Linked DNA regions of Mus musculus: all the other regions are linked to region 1. A link is a loop called in an ENCODE intact Hi-C map of the cell type or tissue named here. Cell type or tissue: heart. All regions are shown on one strand. Links, peaks and the distances in the headings refer to the core of each region. The heading gives the core; the rest is flanking DNA. Region 1 holds the start of Cir1 (corepressor interacting with RBPJ, 1). Region 2 has its middle 11 kb from the start of Gm30940. Region 3 overlaps Gm13707 (a long non-coding RNA gene). Region 4 overlaps Gm13707 (a long non-coding RNA gene). Region 5 holds the start of Gpr155 (G protein-coupled receptor 155).

Region 1 (6,297 bases), core at 1,298-6,297:
GGTGATGGATTACAAACACTAAACAAAGTTAAAAATTCAGGTGTATTTTAAATATCTATGAATTTTGTCTTAACACCATTCAACCTTTTTAAATCAAGTACATGAAAAGGTTAGTTTCAGTAGACATTGAGAAATACAAATGAAAACTGCAAGCTACCACTCCATACTGATCAGCATGGTTGCTAATATATGGGCTGAGATATAACTCGGTTAGGAGAATGCTGGTCTGACACACGGGAGCCTGTGTCGGCTTCCTAGTGTCACATACTCCAGGTGTAGTAGCACATGCCAGCACTTAGGAGTTCAAGGCAGGAGAATCTAGAGTTTTAGGTAATCCTTAGCTACATAGGGAGTTCAAACCTAGATTAGGCTATGTGAGACACTGTCTCATGAAAATAACAATGATAATAAATAAGGATTAAAAAAAAGAGAGAGAAAACCACAAAATTACAAACACCAATCAAGTAGGAAAATGAAATGTTCTGCATTAATAGTCAGAAATGTATTTATAGAGCAGTTACTGTGAAAAAGTTTGGTGGCTCCTTAAAAAGCTAAACCAAGAATTACCTAGAGATCCGACAATTCTGCTCCTAAGCACATAAGATAAGCAACTGAAACCAGCACTGAGCAGCTACCTCTATGTCAATGCTAATAGTATGACCCAATGATCCAGAAAATGATGTCTCATGTTTCAAATGTTGCTTCAGAGTACAGTCTAGAGAAGAGAACCAAAATACCACTACTCAACTAATTCAATATTAACACAATGAAAGTAGCCAAAAGGTAGGAACTAGCCTGGATGAAGCCGGTTGACTCTGGCCACAAGGCACAGGTCAAAGACACCCAGCTTCTCTTCTAAGTGTCCTGAACATCCTTTTATTTCAATAACTAAAGAGAGACCTTCCTCATCAGACAACACGCAGTGTTCACCATCTCTGAGAGCCCTGCCTCACGTAGGATTCGCTCCCAGGCTGGAGGAGAGGAATGCAGATGTTTTTTATGTGAAGACTAGGTCAAGTTGGAGTGGTGAGAGTGTCTAATTGTAGGGGTGAAGCTGACTCCATAACTGATTATTCTAAAAAATAATGAGGTGCTTACAGGATGACAGGCAACACCAACTTACCTGTTATCATACGACTCCTGCTCTTTAAGGTACTGTTGCATTAATTCTTCTTGTTTCTTTTTATCATACGATATTTTCTGTTCTGCCATCCATACCTATATTAGTGAAACAAAATATAATTTAACAATTAGATTCAAATTAAGTTAACAAGTGTGTGTGTGTGTGTGTGTTTTCGAGTATGTGAGTGTGGGATCCGGGATCTTCAGTCACTCTCCCCTTCATTTACTGAGGCAGGGTCTCTCACTGGACCCAGAGGTCAACAATTCTACTAGTCCAGCTACCAGCTTGCACAGAGGAACTCCTGTCTTCTTTTCATGAAGGCTAGGATTACCAAGGGATGGTGGATCCAAACTCTGATCCTTACACTTGTGCAACAAGTGTTTTAGCCACTAGCAATTTTGACAGCCCTCCAGCCCACTTGTCTTCTATAATGAAACACATCTAATACACTGAAATGAAAAGATGCTCACAGCACTTAGAAGAGAAGACGGGTGTCTTGGACCTGAGCATTGTGGATAGAGTTCCCTGGCTTCTTCCAGGATGGCACCTGCCCTTTAGCTGTTTTCACTGTGTTTAGCTGAGTGTGTTGGCCCATGTCCATAATCCTAGAACTCAAGAGGCTGAGGTAGGACTACTAAGTATTCCAGACCAGTCAGAACTACACAGTAAGACCCCAACCAAAACAGAAAAATTACCGTGTATCTCAAGCTTTAGACTGTACAGTTATTTTCATTAGTCTCGACTGCTCAAGACTCAATTCCAGTAACTGAATTAAAAATAAGATGCAGCTCCATTGTCAAAGTGCTCACAATGCTTCTCCTGCATATTATAAACTACTTTATGACCTAGGAGAAGTGGTAGTTGATTGCAGTGGCTTCCACCTGTAATCCCAGCATGCGGGGGTGGGGGTTGGGGGTGGGGGCAGGGGGTTGGAGGCAGAAGGACAAGGAGTTCAGGGCTATCCTCCCTAGACAGCAAGTTTGAAGCCAGCTTAGACTGCAGGAGATCCCACCTCAAATAGAGGCTATGAAACACATAAAGAAATACACTCGTGGGGATTAGGAGTACTACAAAATAAACAGAACAAGACTTTTGGGGTCAAGGAGTAAGGCTGAGATCTGGCAAGCCCTCCCCACTCCCAAGGGACTTAAAAACCTAAGTAACTATATTTGCAGATAACCAGTGTTAGCATTTCTTGCACTTTCTTCCACAGATATCCTAATGTACATGCATGCTAATATATACATTCTTTAGATGTATGGTAATATACAGGACCCACAACTGGTTTGGAAACAAAAGCGAAATATATTCTCATAAGTTTGTGTACTTTTGAGTACTTGAGTACTTTTCTTAACACACAGTGCTAAGCCTTCATTTCGAGTTTCTAGTCATTGGCCATACTATCTCATCTAATCTCCCTAAAATTTTTACAAACTAGGGCAACTGACACTGATAATTCTTGATCAACAGTGTACGAGGCTAATGCTCACATCATTGACTATTTTGTGCGAGGCCTCAGGGCTACATGTAACTGTACTGAACTAAGAATCCAAAGCCCAAGCACTCTCCCGTCGCCATTCTTTGGCGCTGTAATTCTCGCCACGGCCCTTCTGTGTCCAGCAACTGGTTGCCCTGTGATTGTTTAAAACGCTCAACTTGAACGCAGCCATCAGAAACACACTACGGGATGGAGAGTGAGCAGAGGGAGGATTTCTGCCAGAAGATCTCCGTTAAGCAGGAGTCTCGACCCAGAGCAGAGTTCACCGGCTTGGGGCTGTAGGAGACGGATCCTGAACGGACAGTGTTATCAAACCATGCGTGGGTCTCCCCACTGACTGACAGGCGGGACTTGGGGGATCATTCCTGCAAGGGGGAAAGATCGACGACTCCAGCCGTGAGGAGGATACGACCCTCCCAGGGAGCTTAGCAATCTCTGCCCTCTCCGGATGCCTTTACTCACCTTCTTGATGTTGGATTTGGACGCAGGATGGAAGTCCTTCTTACACATGAAATTGGCGAATGACTTCCCCATCTTGGCGTCTGAGTCGGAGAAGCCAACCGCTAGGTCTTCTCGGAACGTAAACAAACTCCCGGAGCTTCACCGGAACTGCTAGGCAAGTTTGGGCGAGAACTTCCGAGGTCGGGAGGATGACTACTTCCGTGGTTTGACGCTTGGCACCGCCCCTCTTGCTCTCTTCCGGCAGTCGCTTCTGGTGGCTGCCGCGGCTTTGGCGGCGTCCGCGCGTGCGCAGCAGAGGTAAGCTTGGGGAACCCCCTGTGCGCGATGCTCGCTCTCTGCGGGGTCGCGAGCGGCGGCGGGCTCTGCTGCGTCAGCTTCGATCCGAGCGCGGTCAGCCCGAACAAGCGAGGTCTCGAGGTTCGAGCCCAGCACTTTCTGGCAACGCCGACTCCAGTTGCAAAAAAATTTTCTTTTGCCGCGCAGTTCCCATGTAGATTAAGTTGTCTCCCGGCAACTGTAGGACGTTTGTGAGCCTCGGAAGATTGGTGTTACCAAAAGCACGGGAATAGACTGTTAGAAGCTCAAGAACCTAGGCTCTTCCTTTCCAATTACTGTTAAGGTTTAATAATAATTATAATAATAATAATAATATTATTATTATTATTATTATCATTATGTATACCTCGCCATGTAGCATTGGTTGCCCTTGAACTAACAGATCCGTCTGCCTTTGCCTTCCCAGGCCTGGGATTAAAGGCCTGCGCCACTACACCCAGCTCCCTTCCGTTATTTCTAGCCATGCAGAAGTTTGCTCAGCAAACATCGTGAATGATGAGAACATGTTAGGGCCAACGACTTTCTCCCTGGGTGCGGGTTTCTTAGCTGTTGCCGCCATCCCAGTTTCGGGTAAGCAAGGCTTAGTCCACTGAGGATAGTCACTTAGTCTGGTGAGGATAAGAATGCCAAGGTACAACGGATGTCAGCTTTCATTTGGGTGTTGGCTGTGTGCCAGTTTTTTGTTTTTTTATCTTGTGTTATTCGTGGCGCGGTCCACGTAACGCTCAATCTTCAATTACAGGCATGCACCACCAAGCTGGGTTTTCACCTTCTAGGTGGTGTTTTAATAATTATTTACTTATTTATTTTAATACTGACGGGCCTGGAAAAAAGGAGAATTAATAGCCTGCCTAAATTATGTGTTGGAGTAGCTAACTTTGGAGCACAGTAAGCAGGAGATCAAGAAATTTAGAGGGGCGACACAAAAGAAAAACTGGTACGTCTTCCCATCTTTGAGATGGAGAAGACCCTTTACTTGTTCCATGGTGAACTTGTTTCTTGAGTCATTTTGAGACATAGGCTAGCTTTAAACTCTAGCTCATCCTGCCGAGTCCTGAGATTGCAGGTGGGCTATCATATCCTGCTTTGCTTTCCTTTCAATAAAACATTTATTGTATTTATATTTTTTATTTTGTTTTAAAATATTTAGGATGCTCCCATATAAAACTATGCTAAGAATTGGTTCTTCCTGTTTGTTTTTTTTCAGGGTTTCTCTGTGTAGCTCTGGGTGTCCTGGAACTCACTCTGTAGGCCAGGGTGGTCTGGAACTCAGAGATCTGCCTCTGCTTCCCAAGTGCTGGGATCAAAGGTGTGCACCACCACCCCCAGCATGATTTGGTTCTTATAAAAGAAGGGAACTGGGTTAGAGAGAGAGAACAATGGTTAAGATAGCTCAGTGCTTTCCCTGAAGACTTGAGTTCCGTTCCTAACACACAAGGTGGCCGTGCACGAAGCCTTACAACCTCTAACTCCAGCTCCAGGGGATTTGAGGCCCACTTCTAGCTTTCTCGGGCATCCCCATTCTTAGTGTAAACACACACACACACACACACACAAATAGTAAAAATAAACCTTTAAAAAGATAAATAATAGAAGTAAACTAAAACTATGTCTGTTCTGGAAGCAAAATAAAAATAGGAGATTTTGAATGGTTCTACAAACTGGAATTTAAGATTTTCCAGATCACAGAATCTGGAAAAGAGAATCCGTACGTCAGTTCTGTAGTCAGGATTTCTAAGTTACAAATGTGAACTTCCTGAAAACATGAAAGGTGGCTTTTTTTTTTTTTTTTTTTTAAGACACTACCCCTGGCTGTCCTGGAACACAGGGCTTGCCTCAAACTCAGAGATTCACCCATCTCTGCCTCCAAAAGTGAGATCTCCAAAGTACTGGGTCTGCTTCAAATTGTCTGTCTTTTCAATATTATAGTCTCTGTGTGCGTTTTTCCTCAAGCCAAAGGAGACCTCCTCTGTAGCAATATTGGGAACATTTGTTTGTTTACATAAATTCCTTTTTGGTTGTTTGGTTTTGGTTTTGTTGTCGTTTATGTTGGGGGGGGGGGGCAGGGTATCTCTCTGTGTAGCCCTGGCTGTTCCTAGCACTCACTCTGTAGACCAGGCTGGCCTCCAACTCAAAGAGATCCACCTCCCTCTGCCTCCCAACTCCTGGGATTAAAGGTGTACACCACCATCACCCGACCTTTACATAATTGTCAATAATGATAGAAAACCTAAGAGGCCCTCCAGTTCTCAAGAATCCCAGTAAGGGGCCTCGTGCACACACAAAGGCCCATGACATGACAGCAGCTGCAGACATAGTGAGAGGAGTAGGGAGGATGCAAGAGGAACCTTGACCATAGACTACAAAAAAAAAAAAAAAAAAAAAAAAGAGCCTTTTACTGCCATGTTATTGTAGTAGTACATGGTTAATTACTAAATCATAGTCTATCTTTTGTAGTTTCTGTTATTGGTTTATCTGTTTAAGACAGGTCTTACTGTATTCACTTGGCTGCCCTGGAATGCACAGAAATAATATGATATTTAAAACTTTACTCAGCACCCTTCTTAGGCATATCCCTTGTTCCCAGAGAAAAGCTTTTTGTTTCATGTGTACTTAAAAGTGTTTCCTTTTTTTAATTTTGAAACTTGTATGTGCTTTCACTTTTTTTTTTTTTTTAAGAAATGGAACCCTATTCCTGTGACACTTTTGTGGCATTACCTCCAGCAACAGTAGGAAATAGGGTTATTTTTGGAAAAAATTCAGACAGACTCTTTGATGAAGTACAAGAAGTAATTTACTGTCCAGCTGCAGTTCATAATGATTTGGAAAAACGTCTCAAGGTAGGTGAAGTATATGTTGTAGTAGAAATATCTGTTGT
Region 2 (6,297 bases), core at 616-5,615, 240 kb after region 1:
TAATGAAAATATCTGTGGTTTCCAGTAGTCTTACGCAATCCCTGTGAAAGAGTTGTTCCATGACAGGGGTCATGAACCACAGGGTTGAGAACCACTGGTCTAGAATTTTGTTCGGTAGATAATAGGTATATATTCTAGGTGTACTGTATGAACAAATACAGAATAAAATGTTATGGTCATATACAGGATTCCTAGGAGGAAGAGCCTTCCCCATCCGCTGCCTTTCAGGGCTGTTTTGTTTTGGTGATTGTGGGGCTCAAACTCAGGGCCTTAGATGTGTTAGGCAGGTGCTCTCCCACTGAGCTATAGCCCAGTACGTCCCTGGGCTTTCTGCCTGCGTACTGCATTGTCAGGGGCTGAAGGGAAGGCACCTATCCCTGTGGCCACTCACAGCCTGTTCTCACAGCGCCTTCTGGTGAGCCTGGGATTACCAGAGCCTTCCCACAAAAAAACAGCAGTCTCTCTGTATGCCTCCTGGAAAACCTCCCCTCTCAGCTAACGGTGGGGGACACCGTGAGCTCAGCATTGACTCTAAATCTGAAAGAGACCATTTCTAGTGAAGGGGGTAAGCCACCGGAGCAGGTGAGGTGCCCGGTCCACCACTGCCCACTTTACAGTGTCACCAAGGTTTGACTTTGGGGTTGGATAGACATGTCCCTCTGTCTTGGCATTGCCCTTTCTTGCTTCCAGTGTGGCGTTAGGTTAGTTGTTTCTCTCTCATGAAAACTGATGTCCTTGTTTACAAAATGTGGATATTAGAAATTTCCTCATGTAGTGCTGTTATGGAGGAAGAAAACAGACCATGTCTTGGAGCATCCAAGTGAGGTACTTGAGAGTTCTTGGGGCACCAAGAAGCTACGCTAGGGTGGTGGTGTGAGCATGACCAGCCAGCCCTCTGAGCGGGATCTTTACATGTGGCAATTTAGAGCTTGCATGTGGGAAGTGCTTATGTTTTTCAAGTCCTTTGTCTCTTCTCACTAGGCCTCAGACACTCTAGGGTCCTTACACTCTTGTAAACAACACCTATCTTGTTCTCTCATGGTTTTCCTAGAGTGGGAGGAGGGGGCTCAAATCTCAGCAGGATGCAGAAATCACATGGCCAGGTACAACAGCTGGTTTGGAAGCCTTTGAAAAGGTGAAGCAAGAGAAGGAGGCGAGGAGGCTTTCAGGAAACCCTGGGGCCCTTTCTGCTTCCTCCTTCTAAAACTTACAAAGCCACTGCCACATACTCCCCTACTGCCACTCAGACACACCACACAACTGCATCCAGACACTGGAGAAAGTGAAGGGCATGCTGGAGGGCACAGCCCCACTTCCCCTCTACCAGACAGGAACACTTCTTTTTACCTGACACTTCCCTTACTCATGCTGGGCACTTCTGGTTTCTGCTATGTCAGGGAGTCTAATTTCTTAATGGTTCTTATATCCTCCTAGGCAACAGAGAGATGACTTGCTCAACAACGTGCTCATGTGTAGGGGAGGACCATTCTTTGTTGTGGGGCTGTTCTGGATGTTAAAGGTTTTTTTGTGGCATGCCCAGCCTTGGTCCTGTAGGTGTAAGCTGGACCCACAAACATAGAATCTGAGAGTCTAAATCATGGTCTGATCCAGATCATAGATGATTCAGTGGAGTTCAGTGATGTCTCTAAATGGTTCCAACAGCTCATGGATAAGCCACTTCATGTCCTGCTGTTTTACTGATCCCTGTTATCAAAGCCAGTCTCTGTCAGCTTTGCAGAGGCAGGACCTACACTGAGCTCTCCTGTAAGAGGCTTTAACGAGAGCAGAGAGCAGGTAAGAGCAGCTACTGTTCATGCCTGAAGGCAGGGATGTTCCCCAACCAGACCCTCGGGGAGATCTATACATCAGACTTGACCAGGGCCAAGGGCAGGGGAGAGGGAAGGAGCACCATGTGCCTGTGTGGTTCTGCCAGCTCGACTCCAGGAGCTAAGCCTCTAGAAGGATTCTGGTCTAGACGCTTCTCTACAAAGGTCGTAGTTTCCCTGATTCACACATTTTAGCCAAAGTCTCTCGGTTGTAAAATGTCAGGTCCGAACTGGAAAAAAGTGATTCCAATGTGTGCTCTGGGTCAGCCAGTGGGCTACTTTACCAATAGACGGTAAAGAACTAGAGATACAACCCTAAATGGAACGCATATGGAGTGCTCCCCCCCCCCCACCGCCCCCATGCCTAAGGATCAGAGATCGTAGGTGTGTGTGAGAAAGAGAGTAGGGGCAATAGGTAGCAAATGACTACAGGGAAATTGTCTACTGAACACAGCAGGGCAGCTGCATGTGTGAACTTACAGTGGCTGATGACAGCGTGCACAATAACCTGTGCAAGCCCAAGCCATGAAATCCCAACATGGAGTGGGGAGCTGGGTGTGAGGTCTCATCCCAGCTGAGGATCTGTTGCCAACTGTCAGCTACTGAGAGCAAGAATCAGTTTTCTCTAGGAGTGTGGCCTCAGGTGAGTGGAGAAGGCCACACTTCCAAGAATATGTAGACAGCACAATTGGACTTGTCGACAAAGGAGGAGTGGAGGGAGGAGGAAGAGAAGATGAAGACATGAAGCTAAGTAATTGAGAAGGGAGGAGTTGGAGGAGGGGTGAATATGGTCAAGACAGATATGAAATCCTTGTTTCCATAAAATAATGGTTATAATAAAATGGTAAGGTTTAAAACTAGTCACACTTGTTATTGACAATCTTAAGCTGCCCTCTGGAAAAATTCTTTTGGATTTTTTTTTTTTACATGAAACCCTGCAGTCTAGGAATCACTGACAAGAACCTTGGCCACCCAAGTACAGAACGGGCAGGTCAGCCTGAGCCACAGTGATGGGTCACTCTTAAAGGCTTGGGCAGGGGTCTGTGGCAGGCAGAATTTCTCTGGCACCGTGAGTTCTAGCATATGCAAGTGCACTGTAGCTGTCTTCAGACACCCCAGAAGAGAGCATCAGATCTCATTACAGATGGTTGTGAGCCACCGTGTGGTTGTTGAGATTTGAACTCAGGACCTTTGGAAGAACAATCAATGCTGTTAACCACTGAGCTATCTCGCCAGCCCCTTAACCACTCTTATGATAGCACAGGAATTGACCAGAAGAGCCCAATGTGCATTTGGGCACCAATTCCAATGGGATTGATAGCCATCACCATTGTGAGAAAGGCCATTAGATAAACAAGAACCCAGGAGCAATCGGAGGATAGCAACTAGGAAATCGGCCTAATAATATACCTGATTTCTGCCCAGTAAATTTTCAAAATTTAGTTAACAAAGATTAGTGGTCATGGATGTGCTGTAAATGGAGGGTTATCCAGCCAGCACTGTGCTGTTTGTTTGTTTCTACTTTAAAGCCGGGTGTCTAACCCAAAGCCCCCTAGGCCACATGTGTTCTGGGACAGCTAGGAATGTGGCTTAACAGGTCTGTGGATAAGGTCAGTGTCGAGGTACACCCCCGATCTTACGCTATTTGGAGAGAGCTCTTGCTTTAAGCAGATTTTGTGGTTCTGTGTTTTAACTTACTGGATGTAGTACTGACATCTGAACACCAGAGGGCACTGCTGCCTCGTTTATTTAAATAGGATTTTTTTTTCTGGGTGTGCCCCGTTTTTATTTTTTATTTTTTAATCTTTAAAATTTTTATTGCAGTGGGTACATAAGACTATCTCATGGAAGTATATATGTACTTTGGACGACTCTCCCAACCCCAGACACCCTCTCCTTCCTCTCTGCCCCTCCTGTTGCTGCCTTTGTTCCACACCACGGTTCGTGTCTACCTTCAAGCCCTCTGAACAACATATGCTTCACATATTTAAATAAAATCTTGCACCCCAAAGTGAGAGAAAACATGGCTTTTGCCTTTCTGAGACCATCTTTATTCCTCTAGTACAGCTATCTCTAGTTCACTCATTTTCCTTCAGTTAACATGACTTCATTCTTCCTTATGTGTCTGCACCGTTTAAAGCACTACGGTGTAGTGAGGCGTGTGCTGTTTGGCCACCTTGCCAAAACATAGCTCACTAATATCCTACCACAGTCAATGATATTTTTGTGAATGGTACGTTGTTTTCTAAAGTAAATTTCTCTGAAGTTACATGGTTAGAAGAAAAGTTTTTATTTATTTTTGTAAGCAGGTACCACTAGGCTAGGACGGAGAGTTTTGTTTGTAAGAGTACTGACTGCTCTTCCAAAGGTCCTGAGTTCAAATCCCAGCAACCACATGGTGGCTCACAACCATCCGTAACGAGATCTGACACCCTCTTCTGGAGTGTCTGAAGACAGCTACAGTGTACTTACATATAATAAATAAATAAATCAAAAAGAAAAAAGAAAAAAGCTGTGTTATCAAGACACCCCATGAGTATGGGGGGCTGGAATAAGAGCCACTTTAACTTTTCTTGAGAGTCAAAGTTTAGCTGAGATGTTGATGGAGTCTAAGCCTCAAATGTAGCACAACTCAGAAAGAATAAATAATGAAGAACCCAAATTCAAGTGAACCTTGACTCACGCTCACCTGAGTAGACCCTTGGGGGACTATGCAAGTAGTTATGAGATTTTAAAGGTTTTCTTGCTTTACTAAAGGATATACTACAGAAGTTTGTTTGTTTGTTTGTTTGTTTGTTTTTCAGCGCAAACTCCCTAGTAATGTGTATTCAAACAAGGCAAAACCTGAGGGGGGATTCAGCTCGGTGGTAGAGCATTTGCCCAACTTGCTTGCATGAGAGTTTGAAATCTAGCATCATCATAAAACAAACAAATAAACAAACAAAAAATCTTGAATTACTAAAGTTGAATTTATACACGATTTTCTTTCTTTTTTAAAAGATCTATCTATCTATCTATCTATTTATTTATTTATTTATTTATTTATTTATTTATATGAGTATGCTGTAGCTGTACAGATGCTTATGACCATCATGTAGTTGCTGGGAATTGAACTCAGGACCTCTGCTTGCTCTGGCCTCGAGATTTATTTATTATTATATGTAAGTATACTGTAGCTGTCTTCAGACACTCCAGAAGAAGACATCAGATCTCATTACAGATGGTTGTGAGCTACCATGTGGTTGCTGAGATTTGAACTCAGGACCTTTGGAAGAGCAGTCAGTACTCTTAACCACTGAGCCATCTCTCCAGCCCTATACACTATTTTCATAGGTATGATTTCTGTTATCTTAAATTGCCTCATATAAAGAAATGGCAGTATACAGTTGATTTAAAGTGGGAAGAAGAGTCGCTAAGGTGAGCAGAGAGCTCTGTAATCTTACATAACTGAAAATGAAATCTGAATAGACTTACTGTGAAAGACCATTTTCCCGATTCACGGCTGAATTCAACCTTTGCAAAGAATTGTGTTCTCTCTTGAAGAAGAAAAAAAAGAGAAGGGAAAGGAGGGAGAGGAGGAGGAGGAGAAAGGAAGAGAAGAAGGAGGAGGAGGAGGAGGAGAAGAAGAAGAAGGAGAAAAGGAAGGAGAAGGAGAAGAAGAAGAAAAGTTGTTTCTTTTGGTCTTCCTATAGTCATTATTTGTGGTTCTTCTGTGAATGAGTCACAGGTTTGAGCTGTGTTTTCAGTGGTGGCCAGACTCTAGTGTCTGAATGTTGTTGTTTGCATGTCACTTCCTATCTAGTATTGCCTCAGACAGTTCATTCCTGGAGGGCTGGGCCCGCACTTACTTGAATGCTGTGTTAGTACAGAGCATCACCCGGGGCTTTCATTCAGAAAAAAATCACAGCTCCTTGTTGGAACACAGCCTAAGAATGGAGTCATGTGAGGTGTACTCTGAGTACTTGTGGAAAAACTCTGAGAAAACTCCAAGAAAAGACAAGAGTCTGGTGACCTTAGTCTCTTCCAAGCACGGACCTGTTTTTAGGAGTGTGCTTTCATGTTCCTCCCAGGGCTAATGGATTAGAGTGAGTTTATGTCAGGTTATTCATTATAACTTGCTATTGTCATTTGTTAGTGTGCCTCTATAGAAAAACATGTGTTTTACTGTGTGCAACTTGCCCACTACAAGTGGCTTGCACACCACATGTGGCTTGTCCTTATAATTGTACACTTTACTCACATGACTCCTCTGAACCCTCAGCGTGTAAATTGTCTGGGGCTCTAACCTTGGCTATTGCATGAGACTTTAGTCTGCCTCATGATTTATCAGCTCCATCCTCCCAGGTCCCACCACCTCTAGAGTAGTAAACAGCTGGTGACTCATAAATAAAGAGGAAGCAGATGGAATTTTCCACAATTAAAGGTTGCAATATTTTCTTTGATTCTGTAGCTTGATTGGAAACTCTTTTAA
Region 3 (6,297 bases), core at 871-5,870, 90 kb after region 1:
AACACTCCTGGGCCTAAGTCTTTATCTAAAAGGGGGCAAGTGTAAGTGTGTGTATTGCTTTAATAAGAATTTGAGCAACGACAAACCAAGAGCCAGCACAAAACTACCACTTACTAGTCCTATCAAACTCTGCCTCACTTATGGCCAAAACTACCCACTTCTCCACAGTCCCACAGAAACACATCTCATCTCCACTTTCTGTCATCTGGTCTAGGGACCTTTCTTCTCACTGTCCCCTTTTGCTACCTGATGGCACGCTTAAACCACAGTAACTGTCTGGGTTCCTACTTATCTTCCTCCACTTGCATGTAATGACCTGTCTCTCCTTAAAGCTCAGCTTGGCTCCTTCCTGAAATCCTCACTCTGGTGTTTCAGCTATCTGAGACGTTCTTCCCCGGGTTCTGTCTGCTCCTGATTCAGAGCTCATCGCTTTGTTTTACCTCTTAATCCAAACAGACTTCCCCACACTCCATTACTCTCTAGATCACACCATCCTCGAATGTGTTTTCAAAGACCTGATTTCAACCTCCATATCTCTCACTTGCCTCTTCCATAAGAGCATTGGCTCGGTTAAATGTGCTCAGCACTATGTCTCTCATTCCAAAGTGCCAAGAGGCACTCAATAGCCTTTGTGGAAGAAATGAACTAAATGGTCCGTATGGAGGGATCAGTATTGGCTCAGGACTCACAAGTTCTTAACATAAAGGAGACTTATTTACCTCAAAGAGAAAAGGGGCAGGGAATAAGCGACAGGAGATAGAGGACAAGGGAGAAGGGGAAGGAACAAGGGAGAGAGAAGAGGTAGGTATTCATCCCTGAGGGACAAAGGATCACCTCTGGGACAGAGAGGAGACAGACAGGGCCTATAGGGAAATGGCAGTTTATAAAGGTACAAGGGGAAACCCTGTGTTAGGATGAGGTGTCTGATTTTAATTGGGCATGTTAATTAGGTGAGCCAAAGGGGGCTTTTGATTGCTGGACTTTAATATTTTAATATTTTATATTTTGATAGCTGGACCTTGGTAGCCAGCATCAGGAAGAAGAATTGGTCAAATAAGGGAATGCCCTTGGGGCTAGGTTTAGGAATGTAATCTAATGGTTTTTAACATGGCAGAGGGAATGGGGGAAGGGAGGAGGCCTGTCAGAGCCGTGTGCCAGGTCCGGGCTGGCTAATGTCCCTTCACCACGGACTTGAGATAGAACCCTGCGCCTGCCACCCCATTTTCATAACCGTGCACTGTAGTGCGATCGTTTGGATGTGACTGTGTATTGAAGGTACGGTCCTCAGTGTGGTGGCAGTGCTAGGTGCAGGAGTCTTCAGAAAGTGGGCCCAGTGGAGGCTAATCAAATCCTGAAGGCTGTGACCTCAGGGATGGATTAATGCCATCTTGCAGGAGTGGGACAGGGCCCATGTGACTGGATAGCTTTTTGCAAACCATGCTGCTACAATGTGAGGCCAGCCACTCGATGGCTATTTCCCTTTGGCTTTATATCACCCGTGATACAGTCCAAGAGTGGGAAGGAGCTGTGGTCGACAGACTCCATCACTACTGTGCGGACCTCCCCGCTGCTAGAATCATGAGTCAAATAAACCTCTCTAATAAGTCACATGATTCAGGTATGTGTTTATAGTAACATAAAATGTACTAAGAACGGTCCCTCACACCCCCCCCCCCCCGCAAACAAACACCTTATTTCCATGGTGTTTCCTTTACATAAGGAAACCTCTTAAAGCTGTATTAACTCCCAAGAAAGACAATAACAAAGAGCCGTAGACTGAGTAGCTTAAAACAAAAGGTGTGTATTCTTGTGCCACTCAAGAGGCCAGAAGGCTAAAACCAAAATGTGGGCGGCATTCTTTGCTTTGGAGACTCTGAGGGAAATAGCCACTCTAATTCTTCATAGCTTCTAGGAGCTGCCAGCCATCTTTGGTATTCCTTAGCTTAAAGATAACTTGCTCCCGTGTCTGCTCTCATCTTCATGCAGGCCTTTCCTCTGAGTGCCTCTGTGGGTCCTGTTGAGTTTTACTAGGAACTCACAGGATTTATGGTTTCCTGACTTGATACAGTAGGAGCTCAATGTAAACCTTGACTAATTGCATTTGTGGCAACGCTTTCCAAAGAAAGCCACAATGAAGCAATGTGTGTGTGGGGGGGTGGGGGTGGGGGGGAGACTACTCAATCATTCCAGCTTTGTAGTGTAACAGATGCATGCAGCCCCCCACCCCCATGGTGTGCTAATGCCCTTTCCAGAGATGCCTTTTATTCCAGACTGAGTTCCCCATATTTGGGGGACAGTAAATCTGTGAATAAATGGAACACACTGAAGTGATTTCACATTTAGCTAAGAAAAGTCAAGTTTCCCTGACTCAGCATACAAAGGAGGCAGCTCCGGGTCAGGGCGAATTGATCTTTCTTAGACTATTTCGGATGAACCTGGATGGCCACACCCTTCATCTTGAGGAGAGGTACACAAGGTTGGGGACATGGGGCAACAGTGCCCAGACAAGTTGCTATTGCTTCTTGGAATCCAGGAGTGTCCAGACTTGGCACCAGGCTCCCATCTATTCAGTGACTTCCTGATGATCAAACCATGAAAGTCCCTTGTGCTTAAATTATCCAGAACTCGTTCCTATCACTGTATCCAAAGAGTCAGATTTACTCGAATCTAAGATGTTTCCTAGTCTTGCCGCTGTTTTGCATATTTAGCTCTGAGTTATGACACCTTGAATTTACTATTGCATGAGATATTACTTTCAGGATGTCAATGTCATCCTAAACCTACAAATTAATGCAATTACAAGACATCATATTAGCACGATTATTATTTATAATCCATCTTGTTCCCAAAGAATTTCATTGTGTTGAATTATCCTAGAAAGCTACAGCAATGAAAAGTACATTTAAAATAAGGGATAACAGAGAGAAGGGGGGGAAGAGGAGAGGAGAGGAGAGGAGAGGAGAGGAGAGGAGAGGAGAGGAGAGGAGAGGAGAGGAGAGGAGAGGAGAGGAGAGGAGAGGAGAGGAGAGGAGAGAAAGTAAGAAAGAGCCACTGGAGACCCTAACACATAAGACTCTTCCTATGCTAGCTCCACAACAGGTACAGGTAAGATGCTACATTGGGGCTGCAGGCTACACTTGTTGCCATGGTACCCGGCAACATTTTTTCTTTTAATATACTTTAAATAGGAACTGTTTCAACTGGCATTTGTGCTAAAAGCTTACAATCTCTGTACATTAAAGTGGGACCAGGAGATCATTAAGCAAGTGGCCTAGTGAACTGACTACTGAACTACACAAAAGAATATATGTGCCTCAAGTCTTTGTTAGTGCTGTAAGATGGTGAAACTCTAGAAACATCTGCTGTTTCCGTTCCGTTCCATTTCCTCCCCTCCCCCCTTTTTTTGTTAATAGAACACAGAAATCCTTTAAGCTGTAATGCTTTCTTTTAAATTAAGGATGACTTATTTTGCTCTCTACAGTGGATGGACATCGGAAACCTATTTTGCAACTCATTATTACAAATTGAAATATTGCAAATGGAAGAGGGCAGTCATTAAGAACACAAGCCTGTAGTGAACCTCGGTGTAAATCAAACATTATTTTTCATTTTATTATTTTACTGATGAAGGGTTTCCATATATTAGAGACGTTAGTTCCCTCTTGCAGTTCTCATAAAGCGAAACCCAGATTTTAAATGCAAACACTGCATAAAGATATCGCTCATACATAGTAACACAGTAAACACAATCATAAGATACTGATCTTCATTATTGTAATGATGATTTTCCCATTTTAATATTTATTGCTCCCCACCACCACCTTATCCAAAAAGGAGCTAAGGCAACTATTGAACACATCACAAGTGCCATCTAGTGCTTTCTTTGAAAATAACATTTTCCCACTTCAAAAGGGAGAAAGAACACTCAAGATGCTGAACGCCCCTAGTCCAGAGAGGGGTGGAACAGTTATTTCCTAAAAGTGGGTCTGTCTGTTTCCGGTCACAAAAGCTTTTGGGCAGAATGTAGAAATAGGAGTCAAGGAAGTAGAGTCAGTAGAGTCATTCGGCTCTCCGGGTACTGCTGGGGCATCCACAGGTGTAAACAGCTACATAGAGGACGTCGAAGGAAGGAGAACATGCAAGGCGTTTGATGAAGAACTCGGCACTGCTTTCAGAATTTCTTCCAGCTCACGACTTCCGTCACTATTTTGTGTAGTCCCACCCCCACGCTCCCATCCCCCACCCCTGACCCCCGCTCTTCATCTTTACTGTACTGGGACATCTCACCAGCACCACGAGGTGCCTACTGCAGACCCAGTGCTTCTGTGGAGGAAACACACATGAGCCTTAGTCTCTGCTATCGAGGGAACCAGGTAAGTCTTCACCCCAAACCTCAGACACATCCCCACCCTTCTGCAGGCGCCTCCGGGGTTGTTTTCTCCCGTCTGCTGTGGGTTCATTTTCCTCCTCCTCCCTGGAGAGTACCACAGCCTCACCCTTGGCTGAAAAGCTGCCTCCAGCTCTCCTTCCTTTGCCTAAAGAGTTCTCAGGGCTCATCAGACTGTGGTTAGGGATCTGAGCCTGGCTCCCAGGACCTTCCAACAATCACTCAAACTGTTCAGAACAAGTCTCTCACTGCCCCTACCCCTTCCAAGACCAAACCTCAAACCTCATACTAGAGAGCAAGCTATCGTTCCTATCTTAAATTGCAGGATTGCCTTCGGGTGGCTTTTAAATGTTGTTTGGGGTGGCACTTTGCTTTTGGTTTTCGGGGTTTGTTGTGTCTTTTGGCCATTTTCCTTTATAACATGTGTACCGTTTCCCAGATGTCTCTTCGCATCTGGTCACTCTGTCGCTAATTCCTCTCCTCCAGGAGTCCGTTCTCACCTCAGGCGTGCAGTTGCCACACTGAGTCAGACTGAAACTCCTTGCTTTGTGGTATGCTTAGCTGTCTCCTGGCTCTCGGCTCCTCCTTTCTAGGCCTTTTGTTTTGCTACAGAACACTTTCAAACGACTTCCCCAAACACGCATGTGTCTGAAGCCCCTTTCTGAGGACTTTCTGGCTTCCAAGCAGGCTACACAAGAGCTGGGGCCTTGTGGCCTTCTCACAAGGGGCTCTGGTAGAAGTCCTGCAGCCATTAGACTGATGTTTTTGGAAGCAGGGTGACTATTTCTATTTTACCCAATCAAATCCAAACTGTAGGCTTGGATTTTTCTCTAACCCTACTTTATTTAGGATTCTTGAACTCGTCAACGCTTCCTTCTAGCCCACCAACTAGAGGTTGGGGAGAAAGAAGGTTAGTAGGAAGCGGGGTTGTGGACCTGTTTAGAAGTAGTTCCTTGGGGGGGGGATTCCACCCTTCACTGTCAGGATATCAGCAGTCCAGTCCAATAGCAAACACCAAACACGAACTGCATCTCGATCCAGCAGAAACTGCAAGGCTCCGCTGAATTGGCATGAGTCAGCAGAGGCAGCCAGAAGCAGCTGGAATACCACAAGAAGTTCTTTGACGAGTTTCTCTCTACGCAGTGAAGATCAGAGAAGCCTCACGTGGCATCACAGTGTAAGAACAACCTCTCACTGTCTGTGGGGTTCCATTTAGACTCTTCCCAAACATCACACACTCTCTCAAGCATCTGCTCCAGCAAAACATCACATGCCCTCCCACGTGTCTGCTTCAGCAAAACATCCTCTCACAAGACAGTTTCCAGAAACACACACACACACACACACACACACACACACACACACACGACATAGTTGAGTTTCCAAAGAAACTAGAAATTTCCACTTCACCAAACACTCCATTTTCTGTTTCTAAAATTAAGCCCCACCCCTTGGCATTCTATCTTTAATGTTAATGAATGACATTTCAGAACCTGGCTCTGAAAATACAGAATCTCATTATTTTATTAAAGTCTAATGAGGAGGTGGAGGAGGGGGAGTTTCCTCTTCACAGACTGTGCAAAGGGGGAGAGTTTCTTCTGTATCTTCAAACTTGGTAAAGTCAGGTGTGAAGGTTTGTGATAAGGTTTGGTCAGTTGCTGTGTACTGTAATGCTAAATTCGGCACCTGCCGATGTAGGCCTATGGGTGAATTCTCATGGTTACCAACATTTTTGTGTGTGCAGACCTTGACCTTCAGTTTAAAACTGTTGAGGCTTGGTCTGTTGCTATGTGTTGTAATGCTAAATACTGGCTCTGGTTTCCTCTGGGATGCAGAGATCTTCACTTACACCAGGTGATGCTGTGTAACTTTGCCCACCAGGCTATCCCTGATTGGTCAATAAAGATGCC
Region 4 (6,297 bases), core at 551-5,550, 110 kb after region 1:
ACTTGCCATGGGAAAGTCACCGACGAGAAGGTAGCTTAGTTTCTGGCTAGGAGGGCAGAGAAGCGTGGAGAGTAACTTCTAAGCCCACCTCAGTTACTGTAGCTCCAATGCCAAAGACAGAGACTGTCCAGAATCACTGGTATTTTCTAAGATGGTACTGAGTGCAGGTACACAGGGTATCCATGGGTGCTCAGGAAATTCTTGCCAGCCTGTTTTGGTCACTTGCTGCCATCTCTGTAGCATAGAGCCAAGCAGATCCTCAATGCAGTGAGGAGAATTTGTATTTGAGGATAACTTTCATGAGGACAGGGGTTTTTGACTTTTTAACTTTCCTGCTTGTTTTCCTTTCTAAGGGATTTCATGCAGGAACGATGGGAAATATAGAATTTAGGAGTCGACCGACAGACCTTGGACAGGAGATGGACAATAACTTGGGACAGCTGAATAAATACCATGTATTTATCTGGCTCTCTGGGCCTTACCCAAGCCTTTTTACAACTACCCCTGGTAATAGGGATACTTTTTCTTTTTTTAGATGAAGCAATCAAACTATAAAGAGAATGAATCCGGACTGATAATGTCTTAAAAAAAAAAAAAAAAAAGGAAAGAAAGAAAGAAAATGGAAGAAAAGTACACCCCATCATTTTCCAACTGAAATGCCTGCTGTTTTCAGACTCACAGGGTTGTGGATGCAAAGACTTCTTTGGGGCTGTGGACTGTCACCAATGGTGAGTTCTGTTTAGAACTGTCCCCATACGCGGAACCACAATGCTCAGATTTAAAACTGCTATGCTCACCGCACCCCAGGCTCAAGTCCAGTGACCCTTCCACAGTGTTTGCTATACAGAATAGGGAACTTTCCAGAATGCTTGCTGGGTAAATCAAACATCCTGCTTAGCTAGCATTAGCAGTACTTATAATGTCTACCTTCTCCTCCATGTTTGTAAGTTCTTTGTGTCGAGGACTACCTCTCACACACTCGAGTACTTCTTACCACACCAACGTACACCCCCTTAACCGAGTGGCTGAGTCTGGTGTGGAGGAAGGCCACGGCTCTTCGTGCTAGTGGAGTTGAGCACTGTTGGTCTTCGTGTTCTATCACCAGCCTTGTCCAGTCATTAACAGAAAGCGTCCTGCCTTCCTTCCAGGTCTTACACACTTCTGAACAGAGTTGAGAATGGACCCGAGGGATTATTTAGGCTAAATGCCTTATGTCATAAGTGACTAGATGAGGGACCGACAAAGTGGAGGGACTTACCTGCCTCTGGCACAGCTGAGATAAAAACTAACATCTCGTTGAAAGTAATTTTTCTCTTTGAAATATTTTCAAATTTTATCTAAAATGTCCTCATCCCGTTGCTATATATGTCCTCAAATAGTTGTTATAATCAGTTCGCAAGAAAACTCTTAAAAGCTTTTTAGCTATTTTCCATATGACACATTTCAGAATATTAACTAAGAAGTTCTCACTAAGTTACCAAGGTGGAACATACGTGACAAGTCAGAGAAAGGCATCAAAAAAAAAAAAAAAGGTATAAAAAGGAAGAAAAAAACATGACTCAAATTTTTCATGCCTACTCCCCACCTGTTTCTCCTTCTTGTTCTCCTTCCTCCTCATAACAGGGTCTCATATAACGCGGGCTGGCCTTACTATATAGCCCAGGCTGGCCTTACTATGTAGCCCAGGCTGGCCTTACTATGTAGCCCAGGCTGGCCTTACTATGTAGCCCAGGCTGGCCTTGAGCTTCTGATTCTCCTTCTTCCACTTCCCAAGTGCTCTGGTTTTGACTGCATGGCGCCATGCCTGGCTTCCCTGCCTTCTTATAAGGTGAGAAGATGCAGGACCTCTGCGGAGATTTCTCTTCCCGTTCCAGGTTTTATACAGATTGGAAAGGGAGGAGCTGGCTCCGTGGTTAGGAGCACTGGCTGCTCTTCCAGAGGACGAGAGTTCAATTCCCAGCCCCCACGTGGCAGCTCACAACTGTCTGTAACTACAGTTCCAGGGGGGCCCTGACACCCACACACAGACATACACGCAGGCGAAACACTGATGTCCATAAATAAACAGATAAATAGATACATGAATGAATAAACAAATAAAATTTAAAAAGAAAATTGGAAAAGAAAATGAAAGATAGATGGTAAGGCAAAATAAATATTACCTTTATTAATGAGAGAGGCAAGGTGGAGGCCAGGCTTGGTGTGCCAACCAAGAGGACTGTTGGCCATCCTTGAGCTGTAGACTAGCCAACCTTCTAGCAGACTGGAACTTCACGACTGAGACGGACCAGGAGGAGGAAGCCAAGAGCTGGACCTTGTGTTCTCTGAGTGGTGTTGGTGTGCTTACTAAGTACTGTTGGTAAGTTACGGCTTGCTGAGTGGTGTTAATGAGTCCATTAGACGTGGAGTGAGTGGTGTTGGTTAGGTGACTTGTAGCTCATGTACAGGACTCTTCACACAACTTCCTACGACAAAAACTCAGCGAAATGAGGATTTGGAAGGATGACAGGCCAAGAGACAGGCTGACAGTTCAGTACCACTGCAAGCCAGCCTTCCCTGGAAAAGACGGTGAAGCAATGCTGGAGACTAGTGTATGTTTTTTTTTTTGTTGTTGTTGTTTTGTTTTTATCTGGAAGTTCCTTCCTCATCCCCCACCCCCCACCCCCTGACCCCTGACCCCTCCCACCATCCCACCTCCCATCTGCCCACCCAAGAAAATTCTCACTTTACAGCGAAAGGCTGGTTGCAGGACTGTCTGGGACCAGGGTTGGGCGGAATGGGTCAAAGGAGACATTAACTTCTGTCCAACAGGGCCACCTAGAGGGGCTGCGAGGCTCCAACATGGGGAAGCTGAAGTTTGGCTGCAGAGCTGAGGGAGTTTGGCTGGTCAAGAGATGTTGGGGGCCAAGTCATGCCGCTGGGTGACAGCAGTGTCTATGAAGAACCAGCAAGATGATCCCTGCAGGTAGGGACAGCTTTACTATGTCACAGTGTAGCTCAGGAGGAGAGAAGCTGCTGCATGAGATGGCCAGTTAGTTTCAATCTTCCTGCTTGAGCCCCAAATTAACCACTGTCCATGAAGTGGGGGCACAGAGCTGGGGGGAGAGAGGAGCGGGTCTGCCTCACTGCCTGACTTTCCTGCTGCAGGAAGGCCTGCTCAAAGCAGATGGAGGAGTTCCAGCTGAGATGGCGAAGACAGAAAGTGACTATAGACTTCTTTTTCTTACTTAAGATGGTGAAGTCATAGGATGTTGGGGGTTCATTAAGGAGAAAGGGGAGCACTGTTCCCCTGCTAAGGACTATGAAAAGAGGCGGTTATGGGCCGCCGTGTTTGAATAGATGGCTTTCTTCTGAGCTGAAAAGCCTATTCACTTCACTTTGTGAACCTTCATTCCTCTAAGTAGCCAACACTTCAGTACCACTGAACTTAGAAGGTATGAAGCCCGAGCCAGCATGTGGGACACTATGTACCAGGGAACCGAGAGACCAGGCAGGGGCTGCTACTTTCTCCTGGAGTGGCTTGGTGTATTCACAGCAGTGCCGGGGCTGGTCCTTGATTTAGTTACGAACGCAAGGTGTTCAAATGTTAGACGCAGAGTATGTAGTTAGCCATGGTTTCATAATTACACCAAGGAGATCTCTTTCTTCTCTCTCTCACCAGGCAGCACTCACTGCTTTTGGTGTGAAATGCCTTAAAAACTCTGCCCAGTCCAGCCTGGAGCTGGCAGAGGCAGCTGGCTACCTCAAGCTCTTGTCCGTCGTACATCCCGGCATCCTTTGCTGTTGGTTGGAATAGTTTCTGTCTATAGGACATTAATGATCCCAAGGCTGCTTTAAGAAGTTTCTCTATTTTACGGGAGGTGATTGAGGACTGCCAATCACGAAGCTGCCAGTCCCTGCTCAGCCTAAAGTCTGTTCTGATTACGGTAATTACATTTTTATGAATATCCTACCTAGAGAGCAACAATTTTACCACGTCAGACTACACCACACAAAGATGCATCAATTTCATCTGCAATGAAAAATAGAGCCTAATAGCTCAGTTATATTTATGATAGTCAACATCAAGATGCAGTATAAGCACCTCGACGGAAAGAATTCTGATCATTAGTTAACCCTGAGATGATTAAGGGTGAAGGCTTGTCAGCCTTTCTCGTGATTTTTTTTTTTTTTTTTGCTGTTTTGATTTGATTTTTTAAAAATCCATAATTAACATCTATTAGCATCTCAGATCCCACTACAAATGCCAGGGTATGTGGCGTAAAGGGAAACAACAACAAAGTGAGGCTAGCAAGACAAGGAACTAGGACTCATGGTCAGAGAGGATGGCATAATTATGAGGCATAATTATGTTCTGAGTACAACACCACCATGCTGACGGCTTTACTCCTTTAATCAGCTTAGTCAATGGAAATTGTGGACAATAGTTGAATGCAAATAAAACTAATTATTATAGATGTGAGCGCTAGTTAGGCAGGGGCTATCAAAGGCGCAGTAGTCAAGTCAGAGCCAGTGGCTTCAGGCAGCATCCCAAAGCCTGTTGGACATACAGGCTCTCAGGCTCTGCCCAGGGACTCTTGACTCAGAATTTCTAGCAGAGGATCCAGGATCACAGGACTCTGTCCTAATACATTCTCAGGGGGAATCTCTCATGAGAACCAGCGCCCTGCATCGCTTAAGGGTTTCTCCCACTACTGGAGACACTTGGTGAGTGTGGAGGGGACCTATGCAGTGGGAATTCCCTGCTAATGGTGGGAGCATCATCCCCAGGGAGGAGGCCGTTCTAACAGGCTGTTCTGAGAGTCTCAAGGCTAGATTTCTCTCCAGTAGCTTCCTCTGTTTACACACCTAAGGTCACAGGGCCTGACTTGCCATGGTTTCTCTCTGTTGTCCTTCATACTGGTGAGTCCACCATTGCTGGGGAGGAATGCTTATGATGGCTAAAGACTTCCTCCACCCCAATCCCTGGTAATCATCTCCCTTTGGTACCTACCATTCTTTACAGTCATCTTTTTTTCTCTCTCTCTTTCTACAAGATCTCCTCACTGTGTAGCCCAGAGTGGCCCAAAACTCACCCTTCCCCTGTCTCTGCCAAAGTAGCAAAAATTACAATGGTGAACCGTGCCAGTTCTGACAGAAAATTTAAAAATTTTGTCATTCTTGTGTGTACGTGATGCACATGTGTGAATGTAGGCATACACATGCCGTGGAGTATGTGTGTAGAGGTCAGACAACAACTGTCGGGAGTCCTTACTCACGTTCTGGGTGTCTCTTTGGATGCCAGGCTTTCTAGGTAAGCTCTCTTTATCCTCTGTGGTGTTTGAAATAGCATGGTCCCCGTAGACTCATCTATTTAAATACTTAGTCCCTGGTTGGTTTACCTGTTTGGGAAGGATTAGGTGTGGCTTTGTTAGAGGAGGGTGTGTTACTATGGGTGGGCTCTGAGGTTTCGAAAACCCATGTCATTCCCAGGTAGCGCTCTCTCTTTGTGACGCTCTCAGCTACTGTTCCAGCACCATGCCTGCCTGCCTGCTGCCATGCTGCCTACCATGATGGTCATGGACTCACCCTCTGACACTGTAAGCAAACCCCCAATTGACTGTTTCCTTTTATAAGTTGCCTTGGTCACAGTGTCTCTTCACAGCAATAGAACGGGAACTAAGACATGCTCTCAACCATCTTAGCACCCCCGACAGTTGGTAAGGTGGTTCCTTTAGAGACAGTGCCATCCACATGCGGGCAGCGTGCCATGGAAGCAACGGGCCTGACAGAAAGCGAGGCCTTCGTGGTGCTTTGCTTCATATATCTCCATATGGCAATGTTATTCTAAAGGTTCAAGGCAAGGGCAAAGCCCAAAGGACGGTAAGCCTGAAACGGGAATGTGCAAAGCCCTGGAAGCTCTTTGAGTTCTGGGGGTTTTTATTTTGGTGAGTCCTGGTGTCTGCACTTGACAAGCTCTCCGGTGGTCCTGGAGGCAGGAGTTCTCAACTAGTGCTGTGAAAACCCGCGAGTCCAAGCCAGGGAGATGAGGCACCGATGCGTGTGTGAATCAACACAGCGCAACCCAGTTCCCAGGGCTCAGTCTTTCTTTGAGTTCTAGGGAGGAGATATTATTTCAGAGCAGTGGTATGCCCTGCCTAGTTCTGGGGTTATAGGCTAGCCCTGTAAACTCTCCCAAAACATCATTACTATGTATTGCAGATCCTCATTTCTTCAGCTGACCTGACCCTTTGTGTTCTTATTATTGAGACAATACTCAAAATATGTGTCAAATAAGTTAGTTCAATTATGATAAAA
Region 5 (6,297 bases), core at 605-5,604, 73 kb after region 1:
GTAAATACAAACAGTAGCCTACAGTCCCTTGATGCAACAGGGGACTCTGTGCATGGAGTGCCCTCTAAAAGGCTCTCTACCATTTGCACTGCCCACGTAATTAGCACCTACCCAGCCACCAAACTCAACCATATGGTTTAGAGCCATTTCATCAAGTGAGGTTTCTTTAATCGCACAGTTAGGCATGATTTGTTCACAAATAAAATCATGATCCTTCCCTTTAGTCTGTTTTTCTCAGTTTGCTTATCCCAAGGCCTTCAAACTGACTTATGTCTGTTTCCTTTACCAGACTTTAAATGTCATAGCAGCAACGTCTTTACATACTCATGTCCCTAATATCTAGCACAATACCTGGTACATAGGAGGCATGGGGTGGGGAAGGCTTGATTCATTAAGAGTCTTCATTAAATTCATTAAATAACAACCTGTTCTTAAATCGGCCTCTTCTCCCCCATCGGTTCCCCCTTAGGTATTATCTAGCTCATGACTGGATTATCTTTCTTTTCTAGGTGATAGATGTTTTTCACAGCAGGAACAGCCCCCAAAATACAAACTGTATTCTGACGTTCTAAAGCTGTTCATGAGATTTTGAAGAGCAAGTTCTGTGTGCTAATGTGGCAACTGTCACACTGCCCCCCTCTTGCTGCCAAAGACACAATGAACACAAACTTTAGATAATCCTGAGGTGAATTGGCTTTGATTAGTAATTTGAAATGAATATGACAGTAATTGCCAATTTCTAAGTCCTTGTTCTAGGTTTACCATCTAAAGTATCCTTATATAAGATGGTAGAAAAAAATCTGGTGTCATTTACAATGCTTGGGCTAAGTTCTCAAACACCCACACCACATTCAAAAGACGTGGGTGGCAGACCAAAGAGCAACTAATACACAGGGTTCTGTAAGAGAATATTCCCTGTGTTGCTTTCTAGAAACCAAACCCTTTTAAAACCTTATATTTAATTGGGATTAAGACAAGTATTTCCTTTTTTCTACCAGGATTAGGCAGGAGTGGTCAAGAGAAACAAATCCTACAATATTCACATACTTGATCTTTCCAAATAAGCACTGAATTACACAGGCAGGTTCTGGTTGGCACACAGTCATCCTTGAAGTTGCTGGTCAACAATCAGACTTGAGTATGAAAACATTGGCGCCCTTAAGAAATGTGTCCTTAGAAAGGGAGTAAGGAAGGGGGTAAGAAACTGGTCCAGCCTTTTCCAAAGTTCCCTAGATTTCTTTGCTTGAATAACTCACAATCCCTATTTTTCTTTGCTTGGATATCTCACAATCCCATATTTGGACAACATAAGAACAACAATGTAACCGTGGGGGGTGAGGGGAGGAGAGAGAGAGAGCGCGCGCAAGCGCACATGCTTAAACAACAATCTTAATTAACAATAGATAATGAAAACTGTTGTAGACTTTGAACCTTAGCATTTATCAACTCTTTGGGTCAATTACTTTGCCTCCCTGAGTCAGTTTCCTTAACTGTGAAACGAGTGGGAAAACTCCTTAGCGAAACACTATATGGAAAGGATGTACTGTGCACAGCTCATCACAGAGGAGGTCTTCATGAAATGGGAGCAATAGTTCTAATGCCAAGTATGGTGCCCCATGCTAGGAACCCAGTCCTGAGAGACAGAAATAGGAGCAATACAAGTTCAAAAGCAACCGGGGCTGCATTGAGACGATGTCTCAAAAAACAGACAGCGTACACAGAATAAACCAAAGTGGGTAAGAGAGGTGGGTAGAGAGACTGCAGACCTAATGATAATGATTAAAACGGTAACAAGGTAAACAGCATTCATTGTCACAAGTAGCTATACAAACATGCCTAATATTAAAGATCCTCAATAGTAGACATACTAGATATTCCACAAAGTTACGAGTTTAGAATGTGTTATGAAGTTACCAGCCTCTGTTTCATACCCAGCAATTAAGAGTTGAATTGAGTTTGATCTTAAGTGGCTATTGACAGTGAAGGTGATGGCCAAGAGGTTTAACAACTTCCAGGTTCAACTTCCAATTAACTGAAAATTAAATGAAACTTTTTAAAAGTAATCTGTCCTTTTCCCCCTTTCAATTTTTCCAGTGTTATAAACAGTTCCCGAGGCAAATGAAAGTTAAAATGACTTCTAGTCTGACATAATGTCACACACCTGTAATCACAGCACTAGTGAGGCAGAGGCAGGAAGACCATGGGTTCAAGCCCAGCTACAAAGAAAAGCCAGCCAGGACTTAAATTAGCAGCTGTCTCAAAATAAGGAAGGGAGAAAAAAAAAAACTAAAAATAACTCTGAAGTTTTATCTCATACCATTTTAAACATGAAAACAAAACAAAACGAAAAACCGCTTCTTATGCACATTTTAAGATTAACAAGAACCACAACAAAGGAAGTTTTAAAAATGTCATCCAGTCCTTTAAACTACAAAAACAAGACTTGTTGCAGAACAAACAAGTTGTCCTATCACTGGAAAAGCCAATTCACTGGGCCAGACACTAGAAAACGAAGTATACAAACCATCTAGTCGCATTACATCTGACTTAGATAACATGACCAAAGCACTGAAATTGTAGGTTAAATGCTATTAAGTTCAAATGTGCTGCAGTACTGACTTGAAAGAAAAAGCTTTAAACTGAGGCTGTTCTCTTCTCAAACACTCCTATCCTTTAGACAGGAGAAAAGCCTAATGCCTTGCAGCACTATAAAAAGCACTCTTCAACATCAACAGGCACTCCAGTCACTGCCTTTTCCCTTGTCAATCTGCAGGATCAGACTTTGGCCCGCCAAGATAAGGAGTGCAGAGTCCCTGACCAAATAGATGATACCGAGGGCAGCTGACACCCGTGGAAGTGGAAAGCCAGGGCATGGGAGTCACAACGTCAGGTGCTCCGTAAAGAAGTATGGGAGAAAATTTGGCGCAAAGATCCCGAGGTGCTCAGGAGGGGCAGACACGAAGGCCACCTTGGGCTAAAGTAAAAAGTCCGAGATGACAATGTGAGCACACGTGCAACGGGGTGCTTCGCACCCTGGGGACCGCAGCTCTGGCACCAGAGGGGACAAGTCGTCCCTTGTGAGCAGACCATCTCCAGTGTTCCCGCAGGTTTCAGGCGCAGGCTCTGTGGAGCAGAGGCGGACAGGCGCAGCAGCTAGCCGAGGCGCCAGGGCAGCCTGGCGCTGCCCACTGGTCCGGACCCCAGGGGCAGGGGCCATTGCAAACGCAACTGGGGCTCATCTCACCTGCTAGGTCTGCAGCTCCGGCTGCAAGGAGAAGGAAGCCGATGCTCACAGAGGGCCAAGCAGCGAGCACACCGCCGTCATCTCCCGCCCCGAACCCTCTTGTAGCGGCGTGTGCCAGCGGCAGATGCCCAACCACGTTCCGAGAAAGGGAGGGGTGAGCCGCTGCGGTCCTGTCAGCTACCTTAGGCGTCTGCAGCCCGGTGCCTCCTCCCCGCCTCCGCCCCGCCTTCAGGCTCCGCCCCTGGCCTGGAGGTCAGAGAAGCCGGTCTCCATTCTGCCGTGAGGCCCCGCCCCCAAGCTCAGGACATGGCCCCGCCCCGCCCAAGGCCCCGCCTCCAGCATGGAGGTCCGCGTTTCAAATCTCCACCCCGCCGTCAGGCCACACCCCTAAGCTCCAGTGCTACACTGCACTCCGCCCTGGGGCTCCACCCCAAGGCCCCGCCCCTAGCCAGAAGGCCCGAATGCGGGTCTCCACCTCGCCTTTAGGCCCCGCCCCCAAGGACAAGCGACACCGCTCCACCCCCGGTGCCCGAGGCCACACAGCCCAGTCCCTGCCCTTATGCTTCGCCTCCGCCAAAGCCACTTGGCCGCCGGTCTCCCGTAGCTGTACTTCCGGCTTTTCTCTTCCCACAAGATGGCGGCCGGGTGGGGATTGGCAGTATTGGTTTCCTCCGCCTCTGCTCAGACTCAGGAAGGCCTGTCATCATTTCGGTTAACCTCAGCTTCCAGTAATCCTGTCAATTCCTCTCCTGGTTAGCCTCGTCATTGCATAGTATAGAGTTATAAATGCAAGGATGTGAGTTCAAACCCTGCCTTCTACCTTTCCCAAGCTAGCATGATCTTGACCTTCCTAAATCAAAAGAGATTAAAATATAAGCTTTAGTTGTGTGCTTGATTTAGAATACATTGCCAGCAGCGACTGCTTCTTTTTCTGTTGTGGAGGAACTCTGGCTGTATGCTCTTAGTTTACAGACAGGAATCTCCTAGTATTCTCGGAAGTCTACTGGGGCTTCTCGAAGTCAACGTGTGAAAATGAAGACATTTTCTGAAACAAAAAATATTTCTAATTTAAAGCCTGATCTCAGTGATTTTGTAAGTATTTCTTAAAAAGAAATCTTGCTTTGCAAATTTTACTGTTTTGTCTGGCCACTACTATGTCCTATTAATCTGTGCAGTTTTAGTACAAAGTACAGTACTATTTGCACCTTTAAATTAAGTTACTATATGGTTTACTAAGAAAATAAAAGCCGGGAAGGGAGATGGGATGGGGGAAGGGGGTTCCGAGGGAAAATGAGGAAAGGGGATAAAATTTGAAATGTAAATAAAGAAAATATGTAATAAAAAATGGGAAAAAAAAAGAAAAGAAAAGCCAAGAGCTGGCTTAAGGATATGAAGCCTAAGGAAAGGTGAGCAGAATTGAAACTATTTTTTAAAATGTAGCTTACTCCCTTTTGGTTCATTTTTTGTCTTTCTCACTTTTAACTATTAACCTAACTGCAAAAAAAAAAAAAAAAAAAAAAACAATACATCTGTTATCTCAAGGCTAAATGGATTCCTGCCTTGAAACTATGAACATTAGTCAAACTAAATATTTAGTGAACTTTGACTTTTAAAGGATTATTGAAAGACAGGCCTAGAAAGGAAAGTTAAGGCCAACCTGTAGGAGTTCCTTGTGTTAGCTTAGCTTAGTTTATCCTCTGACAGCACAGTAAGATTGGTACAATTTCCCCACACTGGAACATGTCAGTGGATTTTGTGCCTTATGATCTGGAAGCCTTCCCAGGATAAGTGGAGAGATGAAAGGCAGAAAGGACAGTATGGTGACTTTGGGACTAGCCAAGACAAGGAAATAACCTACTCTGGGCTAATGGTAGTACAAATGGAGTAAGTTTGAGGGGTGTTACAGAAGAACTGTAGAGCCGGACAGCTGAGAGAGGTAAAGAAGAGGAGGTGGGGAACATTAAGTTTGTTCTCATCCACTAAAATAAGGAGAAAGAAGCCAGGTAGAGAGCTTCTAATAGATTTCCCAGCTGTGAAATTCTGCTATCTGGAAATGAAGAACTATTTCAATGCGCTTACAAAGGAGGAAGGGGCTACAAAGAGTGAATTTGCTTCTAGACCTAAAATTGGAAACCCTGAGGCATTATCTATAACAATCTCTTGGACTTATCCTTCCTTCCGTCAGAGGCGCTGGGAGTTTAGACATCTGATTAAAACCCCTTGGGTCAGATCCCACTCCTGGAGGGAAGAATGAAGCGCTTCAGTGTTCTGTGAGCTGACAGTTCTTAAGAAGGCATCAGCACACGTCCATGTGAGTGTACAAGGTTATGTCAGCAATCCATTGCTATTCACTTGATATGCCCGTGTCTGCTTATAGTTAGCCCTCTCACCTTTCTGCTTGTTCGTTTTATCTGAATTATGATTAGACTTTAAAAAAAAAAACCAAAAACCAAAGTCTACAAGTCATAAGGTACTTTCTTTGGTTATAAGGAAATGGTGAACAATACTTAATAATTACTCTTTTATTCAACTACTATTTGTTAAAACAGATAAGCATAAAAACCCACCATAAACTGAAATAATTTAGGAACACTGACACGGTGTGGTATATAAACTTAAAAAAAGCAAAGGCCTGCACTTGTAATCTTTTTATCCTTAGAGCTTAGACGAGTGCTTTCTTTGACATATGATAGGCATTCTATAAATGGCTTTTGAATGGCTGAATAAATTATAATTGCCTTCCTTGCCTACCAGCTAACCAGGAGGTTGAAGTGTTCTATTCAGTGTGGGTTCCTTGCTATAAAGAACTGTCATGTAGCTATTTCACTCAGTAACTGATTTCTCCTTTTACTCAGCTTTCCACTTGGCTTAATTTTGTAGCCTAATTTTAATATGCATCTAAATGGTTTACTTCTTTGTCGTAAATACTCTAACTTAACTTAATTTCAGGTCGTTTTAAGGCCATGAAAATTACCTCTGCCTATGCTTATAGGTATGCATGCTTTCACGAGCACCTAAGATGTCATTGTTTCTCCTCTCCCTTTCAAGGGATA

What was found. A loop is a pair of places that touch in the nucleus more often than their neighbours do. Peaks named below come from ENCODE experiments on the same cell type or tissue, not always from the same donor. Only the 100,000 strongest peaks of a DNase experiment are listed, where the experiment ranks them.
Region 2: a loop joins it to region 1, with 2.3 times the contacts of the local background. A loop is called at or near these places in 2 of 42 quality-filtered maps.
Region 3: a loop joins it to region 1, with 10 times the contacts of the local background. A loop is called at or near these places in 14 of 42 quality-filtered maps.
Region 4: a loop joins it to region 1, with 2.5 times the contacts of the local background. A loop is called at or near these places in 15 of 42 quality-filtered maps.
Region 5: it touches region 1 in a loop (7-fold over the local background); 15 of 42 quality-filtered maps call a loop at or near these places.

Annotation. Positions count from the first base shown.
Region 1 is chr2:73,309,334-73,315,630 of GRCm38, forward strand. Cir1 (corepressor interacting with RBPJ, 1) reads right to left here and starts at 3,259. Exons shown (of 10, transcript NM_025854.3): 1 at 3,084-3,259; 2 at 1,124-1,218. The coding sequence starts at 3,155. It overlaps Scrn3 (secernin 3), which reads left to right and starts at 3,319. Exons shown (of 8, transcript NM_029022.1): 1 at 3,319-3,380; 2 at 6,099-6,259. The coding sequence starts at 6,101. In heart, for the core only: no CTCF peak of the experiment used is centred there; DNase peaks (open chromatin) are centred at 3,328 and 3,938; H3K4me3 peaks cover 2,661 bases; H3K27ac peaks cover 1,763 bases.
Region 2 is chr2:73,547,445-73,553,741 of GRCm38, forward strand. No RefSeq gene overlaps it. Among named protein-coding and RNA genes, the nearest start is that of Gm30940, 11 kb to the right of the region's middle. In heart, for the core only: a CTCF peak has its summit at 3,548 (motif pointing right); no DNase peak of the experiment used is centred there.
Region 3 is chr2:73,399,716-73,406,012 of GRCm38, forward strand. The region is part of intron 2 of Gm13707 (a long non-coding RNA gene); the gene reads left to right. Among named protein-coding and RNA genes, the nearest start is that of Gm13707, 16 kb to the left of the region's middle. In heart, for the core only: a CTCF peak has its summit at 3,880 (motif pointing left); no DNase peak of the experiment used is centred there.
Region 4 is chr2:73,416,636-73,422,932 of GRCm38, forward strand. It overlaps Gm13707 (a long non-coding RNA gene), which reads left to right. Exons shown (of 9, transcript XR_866430.3): 3 at 536-728; 4 at 2,812-2,965; 5 at 3,662-3,926; 6 at 5,473-5,579. Among named protein-coding and RNA genes, the nearest start is that of Gm13707, 33 kb to the left of the region's middle. In heart, for the core only: a CTCF peak has its summit at 2,840; no DNase peak of the experiment used is centred there; H3K27me3 peaks cover 821 bases.
Region 5 is chr2:73,383,021-73,389,317 of GRCm38, forward strand. Gpr155 (G protein-coupled receptor 155) reads right to left here and starts at 3,460. Exons shown (of 17, transcript NM_001190297.2): 1 at 3,245-3,460. Gm13707 (a long non-coding RNA gene) reads left to right here and starts at 3,830. Exons shown (of 9, transcript XR_866430.3): 1 at 3,830-4,336; 2 at 5,430-5,555. In heart, for the core only: no CTCF peak of the experiment used is centred there; a DNase peak (open chromatin) is centred at 3,641; H3K4me3 peaks cover 1,934 bases; H3K27ac peaks cover 1,541 bases.